Linked DNA regions of Homo sapiens: region 1 is linked to region 2. The links are chromatin contacts, found by Hi-C or POLR2A ChIA-PET in ENCODE. All regions are on one chromosome and are shown on one strand. Each heading gives the region's core, a stretch centred on a gene start or an enhancer-like site at or near the end of the contact. The rest is flanking DNA. Distances are from core to core; before and after follow the strand shown.

The links. A loop is a pair of places that touch in the nucleus more often than their neighbours do. ChIA-PET counts read pairs that join two places held with the same protein, here RNA polymerase II (POLR2A). Pooled maps may share reads with other maps.
Region 1: a pooled map shows a loop between it and region 2 (2.2-fold over the local background). The contact joins two enhancer-like sites. A Hi-C loop is called at or near these places in 2 of 168 maps with a recorded cell type or tissue (adrenal gland and psoas muscle) and 1 of 50 pooled maps. POLR2A ChIA-PET finds 5 or more read pairs at or near these places in 1 of 52 experiments (activated T-cell).

The regions. Positions count from the first base shown.
Region 1 is chr4:107,798,506-107,801,866 of GRCh38, reverse strand. No RefSeq gene overlaps it. Among named protein-coding and RNA genes, the nearest start is that of SGMS2, 25 kb to the left of the region's middle. Within about 2 kb of position 1,611, at least 5 of the 41 ENCODE cell types and tissues checked have a DNase peak (open chromatin) inside an H3K27ac peak, as active enhancers do.
Region 2 is chr4:107,894,556-107,898,072 of GRCh38, reverse strand. SGMS2 (sphingomyelin synthase 2) reads right to left here. Exons shown (of 7, transcript NM_001375905.1): 3 at 2,065-2,763. The coding sequence starts at 2,519. The region is part of intron 1 of CYP2U1-AS1 (CYP2U1 and SGMS2 antisense RNA 1); the gene reads left to right. Among named protein-coding and RNA genes, the nearest start is that of CYP2U1, 35 kb to the left of the region's middle. Within about 2 kb of position 1,797, at least 8 of the 41 ENCODE cell types and tissues checked have a DNase peak (open chromatin) inside an H3K27ac peak, as active enhancers do.

The sequences.
Region 1 (3,361 bases), core at 362-2,861, 96 kb after region 2:
CTTTAACAGTAGTGTTTATGAATGGCACCATTTCCAGGTCTGGCCTATAAAAACTTACCACACATATTCCTCCATGCTCATTTCCCCTTTGGGCTGGCTGGAATGGGAATGGCTCCCAGGCAAACCGAATGGAGTGTGTTAAAGACAGCAAAGCGCTCCTGTCAACCTGGTCTCTGAGTGGCTGCATGGAAGAGGGCTTCCTGCCAACTAGTTCACTATACAATTTTGTACGTGTCTTAGTTTGGATTGCTATATCACAATATCATGGGCTGGGGGGCATAAACAATGAACATTAATTTCTCATGGTTTTGGAGCTAGGAAGTCCAAGATCAAGGTGCTGCAATATCCTCCTTTTCTTATAAGGCCACCAATCCTATGGGATTAGGAGCCGGCCCTTAGGACCTCATTTAACCTTAATTACCTCCTAAAATGCCTATCTATAAACACCGGAGTTAGAGCTTCACTGCATATGGCATAGGAGGGGGAGACACAATGCAGTCCATAGCAGTGAGTAGGAAATAGACTTCAATAGTGTGTTTTTATACATTTTGAGATCTATTTATAATGGCAGTTACCTTACCTTGATTAATAGAAGGGGATACAACAGAGGAAAGAGTGAGGTTTCATGCACAGGTCTTTCAAGAGGGCAACCAGCTTATCCTACCTGGGGTAGAATACAGAGGTCTTTAGGAGGGAGGTTGCCAGGTGAAGAAGGAACTGATGTGTTCAGATGTCTGGCAAAAATTATTAGTAGAGTTTCAGCAGCTCTATCAGAACATTTAGAAAAAATATAATGTTAGCTACATGGAAAGCTAAGCAAAGACAGTTTAAACTCTAGGATAAACCACAATATTCATAAGGAACAACTTGGGTCAAGCAGTGAATATTTACTGCTCATAGTAATGTCAATGACTGTGACTGCTGACTTAGCCAAACATTATAGTAAAGTGATATTGAGAGGATGAAGAAAGAAAGGGAAGTTCTCTGTGTGTGTGTGTGTGTGTGTGTGTGTGTGTGTGTCTTGACAGAGTTCAACTTCTATAACAGGAGGTGAATTTTAAAAAATTAAAATAGATCAAGAAATAGCAGTAAATCGTTACCAGTAAAAACAGCATGAAAGTTGAAGGTGGTTTCCACTGGGAGTGGGATAGGGGAACAGGACTGTGGGCTGGGCAGGGGAATGTGAGTTTTCATTAAAGCCTCTTAGTACTAGCCAAATATTTAAAATTCTATGCACATATTGATAAAAATCATTTACACATTACAACTTTTTTTCCTTTTTTTTTCAGTAAGATTGAAGGAGAGGTGAAGAAGGAGATATAGGAAGTGTAGACAATTCCTTCAGGAAGCTTTGCCTGCAAAGTGTAGCAAGGGGTTGGGGCAGCAGTCCAAACATTTAAGGGAGGACTTAAACTTAAAAAAATTATACTAATAATATTTAGTTAACCCATCAATTAGTGCAGGGTTTATAATGAAGAGCAAAGTCCCCTGCTCCACCCTTTCCAACTCATTGTTTTCTGTTCACTTATAAACATTTCAATGCTGGCTGCTCTCAGTGCCCTACTGTCCACATGACTGCAGTTTCCTGCCCTGTGAGAGGAAGACAGCGATATCTGCTAAGGGACAGGGGCAACCGCTCTCCAGTGAGGGAGTGACTGCCGCTGGCACAATCCTCTGCCCTGTTCTTCCCACCACCCAAGCCCTTCGGAGGGAATGAGTGCCCAGAGGGGAGGCTAGGAAGTCAGAAGTAAGAGCATTTCCACAGTAGTGCTCTGCAAAATCCTGTGGACTCTCAGAATCACAACGTCCCACTAGGAAAATGCCGGTGCAAAGGTGAAAGAAAAAAGTCAATTCCATTTGCAGCGTCGCTGAAAGTGAGAACCGAATTTGATTGGGGAAGTGAAATGATTATCTCTGCCCCTCTTGAGGAGCAAAGGAAAAAATGAGCTCAAAAAAGCTTTTCTGTTGACATCATTGTCCAGTCCTCCTGTGACTGTAATTATTAATATAAGCAGGCATAGAGTAGTTCTTGGGGTGACGCTTCTACTGAGAGTATTGTGGGTAGGGATGTATTTTATTGCACTCAAGTGCCTATAACCATAACAATATGTTATAAGCATATAATGTTTACTTTCTGAACATTGGTGAAGCAACCATCCTGCTATAGAACAACCAAAACTGTAAAAGATTTCAAGACAAAAATCTCCTTAGGAAAATGACTTAGCTGGCCTGCAGATCATTATCTAATGATTTTTAAAGATTATATTTTAAATTACTTGGCATCCTGTGCTTCTCCTTTTCCCCACCACATTTAAGAGGATGATAGATCTATCTAGTTTAATGTAATATAACCCATTATATAAAGTACTGAAGTTGAATACTGAATAGGCAGGACTAGTGCAAATATATATACCACTGCTCTACAGTGGGAATTCATTTTGGAGGCAGGTTCTGGTAAGTAACAAAACATATACGCTGAAAAGGGTTGGGAAGAACCTTCCTCTCTGATGTTTCCCATGATACTGTCAGTCATACCGAAATGTTGACAGGGGCGTAAAGGCACCTCATCTTTTAGTTGTGCATGTGATTACATCAGCCTAGAAAGGGGAGCTCAGATAACTTCCGGGACTGGACATTTACTGGACAGTAAAATGGGAGAGATGGTGAGTCCCAAGAGTATATACATGAAATTAAACCTACACGTACACATACACATACGTATACACACACACACCAGCCACATCGTGTTGTCCAAACAAGGATCTGCTGGTCACATCCTTCCTAAAGGCTACCAATTTATGATCTTTTCTTAGCTGTAGGAAAATTTCTCTGTCCAAACTGTGGGATCAAAACAGATCTCAAGAGTCAGCAGGATGTCTGACTCCATCCTGGAACAGAGAGATTTTGTCCTAAGGTAGTTAATCCAAAATGATTGCCTGAAGTCCCACTCATCCTTCAAGGCCTGCTCAAGTCCAACTCCTCTTTGAAATCATCCCATCTTCCTGTGAGGCTGTGCCTTACCTTCCGCAGGTAGGTAGGCTGTGTTCTGGTGTTACAGTCATTCCAGTGTCTTCTATTTCTGTGGCTGGGACATGTGTCCGCTTCAGCGTGTGGATCTCAATGCCCGGCCTTCCCTCTAAGCCCTATTAAACGCTTTGTAAAATTTAAACTAAGGGATTTCTGAGCATTTTGATTGGCTTATAGAAATTATAAAAGATTCTAGAACTATATCCAAATGAAAGAGTACCTCCCACTCAAAATATTCTCTCAGACCCAAATTGGTGTTCTTCAGAACACTAGTCCCAAGAAGTGCTCCCTGAAAAGTGCTCTGTGGTCAAACGCTGTGCTCCATATCCTGATT
Region 2 (3,517 bases), core at 548-3,047:
AGTGCTGTTTTGAATTGTGCTCCATGCTGTTAGACAAGGGGAAGTAATAAGCAGAAATTATTATGAGTCAATTACATTCATTCCAGCATTCTGAGTTCAGCTGTACTCAGAACAGAAAACCAACTTAGAAGGTGAAAGATGTACTCTACAGCCTTATTTAGAAAAAGAACTAGTGCTAATGACTTTTTCCCATAGCTTTGAAAGGTGCTTTTAAAAGAGAGAGCAAGCAACATTCCTCATTCAGCTGGGATGTTCAAAACAGGTTATAAAAATTATTCTACTAGTTACTAAAATGTAAGATCCAATTCTACTTCAAATGTAAAAAGGCAAACTTGTGTGAATTGCGACTGAAACAGTGGATATCATTAAAATTTATGGTCTGGCTATGTGACCGTGTGTTTGGACATGTTGAAAATCTAAGGTGGTAGGTAGAGGCAGTTAATAATAACTATCTAATGAAAATTCAAAAAGGATCTAGATGAAAATACAGCTAAATTGAGGGAAAGACTGTACTTCAGGGTGGAGTCCACATACTTACCAGATTCTGGACAATTTCTCTTTTCACACATATATCAATAAAACCTTGCTCTAAATAAAGGAGAAAGCAAATTATCTGCCGCCTTAGCAGGCTCTTACATTGTGTTAATTTCCAGACACTAAAGAGAAAAACACTGAAGTTCATAAATACATTTTTTGCTTTTAGCATAAAGCATCCTTTAACAATTTCAGGAGCAGGTTACTTTTTTAAGTAAAAGACAACTCATAGCTAAGTCTATTACTTAAGCATATTAAGGAAACACATGAAGAGTTATATTAAGGAAAATGCTTAGGAATGACTGCAGTTTGTGGAATAAGGTTTTAAGACTGCAAAGTTGCATTTGGGGAACTCTTTAACAAAGATAGACTGAATTCCTCTAATCACAAAACAGTAACAGTGTTAGGGTCTGAGTGGATATACCACATTGAGAGTTCTATAATTGATCAAGTAATGAAAAGTGTTACCAACTAAAAAACAATACAGCCAAAATTCTCTAAGAATGATCTTGTGGCATTAATACTGAAATCCTATTTGACTTGGAATGTTCAGATTGTATCCAAGTTAGCATACATTACATTTTTAAACTCTGTATTATGGTCAGTGTTTTGATCAAAATCATATTTTAGTGATTTAATCACTACCATCCCAGTGGAAAACAAATGTCTAAATGATGAATGAGAGGAAAGGAGGAATTAAGGAGCCTTCGTTTTTATGGACTAGGAGTCAGAATTCACATAGAGAAGCAGAAATAACCACTTCAGGGCTATGTCCAATTCTTAAGTGTCTTCAAAGCAAAAGTACCTGACTTATTTCTTCTTGATTTCCTACTATTCCAAAAATGAGGAGGCTGAACCCAGTGAACCATGAGCTCCTTTGTGGTGTCCAAGGAAAATCAGAGGGCAAGTTTACTTTAGAAATCTAAAAATCAAAACCGCATGGATCTGGTTCTAAACTCAGTCTCTTAAACACTTGTAACTAGATAGCAAGCAAACAAAAAACCGAAACCACATCCACACACCCAGCCCCACAGAAATGTAAAATTTGAGAATTGAATCTAGGCAAACCTTAAAGCAGGCTATTGACTCTAGACCAATACAGACATCACATTATGAGTAATGGAGAAAAAAGTTTCTCAACCTATTCCTTTTCCCACTTGTCAAGAGCCTGAAATAACAAACATGATGGGAGTGAATGTTATTCCTTTCCAAGCCTCTTGATTTATCATACAAATACCATAGCACCAAGTTGCTGGAAGTCAGGAACTGCACCTTAAATTCATCAACTCTGAGTCATCCACCACAGTACTGCTGTACACTGCCACTTTCATACACAGTTGCTCATCAAACACTTACTGAATAGTGACTGAATTTATTCAATGTGGTAGAGCTTTCTACTGTTTTCTTTCATCAAATGTTTGGGTAAGACTGAATTTATTGGGGGAAAAAAAGGAAAAATAATCTCAATAACCCATCTATTCACTCAAAAACAAACCCATGACAAATCCTCAAAACATTAGATTTACTTACTTGTATCTCAGAAACAGCCACTGGGTGATCCATAATCCAACTAATATAATCCCATTTATTTCTGATACAGAAAATGCCCATTTCACCCTATCAATGTAATCAAAAAACTTGTCTGGGAGTGGAGGGCTAAGCTCCTTGGGAGGGACCCTCTCATGTACAACTGTGATCATGACGGTTGTCAAGACGAGGTTGAAAACTGCATATATGAAGGCAATGCCCGTTTTCCACCACTCTAGTGGAAATTTGTTCCTTGATTCAGTGGGCATAGCAATTTGGATATAGTCCGGGTACTTTTTGGTGCCTTTTCGCAGCCCACTGGATAAGCTCTTGGGTTTACCATTGCCATTTTTGTTTTCTTCTTCAACAGGTTCAGCGGGTCTTGCATAAGTGTTCGTAGGATCACTGGGTTGATTTTCCAAATGTTCTTCAAGTTTTGCTGTCTCTATGATATCCATTGTCCCCTAGTCTTCAGATCAAAAAGGAGATGGTCAAGTTCTTGTTCTTTGTGGAAATTTAGCTTTTTTCAATCCTTCTATTTCCAAGATCAACATGGACTCTTACAATGGACTTTGTTTCCTAATACAAAATGTAGAAGGTAGCCATCCGATTACTGTTTCTTCCATGCAGCTATATGCTGTACCTTCACCACTTTCAAGAAAGGAAGCCAATTCTTCCCTCAAAAAGATGTTACTATCCCACCTAAAAGCAAAACAAAATTATGTTCAGAAACTATGCTTGTCCAACTGTCAACCATCCAAAACAGAAACATTCTTAAACTAAGGAAACAAATACCAAAGCCATTTGCTTTATAAATGTAACGTCAGAACCTAGTTAAAGCTGCTGAGATCAAGTTTATTTACAAAATACTGAACAGTTTTATCTTGGAATTCTTGTCTCTTTTTGAGCTAGTATTGGTAGAAATAGGAACATTTTAACAATCAGTTCCCTTTAAATTTCCTTAAAGAAAAATCAGGACCTAACATTGCAAACACTTCATCAGACACTATCACTTGTTGCTAACCATGAAGTCATAATAAGCTAGAAATTACCCAGAGATCACATCAATCCTTCCTAAGACTGTATTTTCTATGAGCCATAAAGAAAGAATAAAAAACTGGTAAGAGGCTTATATGCATTGAATAATTGTTACTCTTCATTTGTCAAAATAGTCAATTTTCTATTTTCTAATTAAAAAACAGAAGTCTTTTTAAGTGACCGCTTTTAAGAACAGATTCAAGAACAACACATTCAAGATTTTTAAAATGGCACAGCCTCAGTTTATCCTTTTATATTCAGAGACGCACACCATATACAAGAAAAGCTGGCAGCCTTCAAAATAACTCTGAAAAGATACACCAAGCCTTAGCTATGTCTCTCACGCAGGTAACAAGTAGAATTTATTTGAAGGATAAAAATACCTCACTACAATTGGCATGATAAATTAGTAACTAAC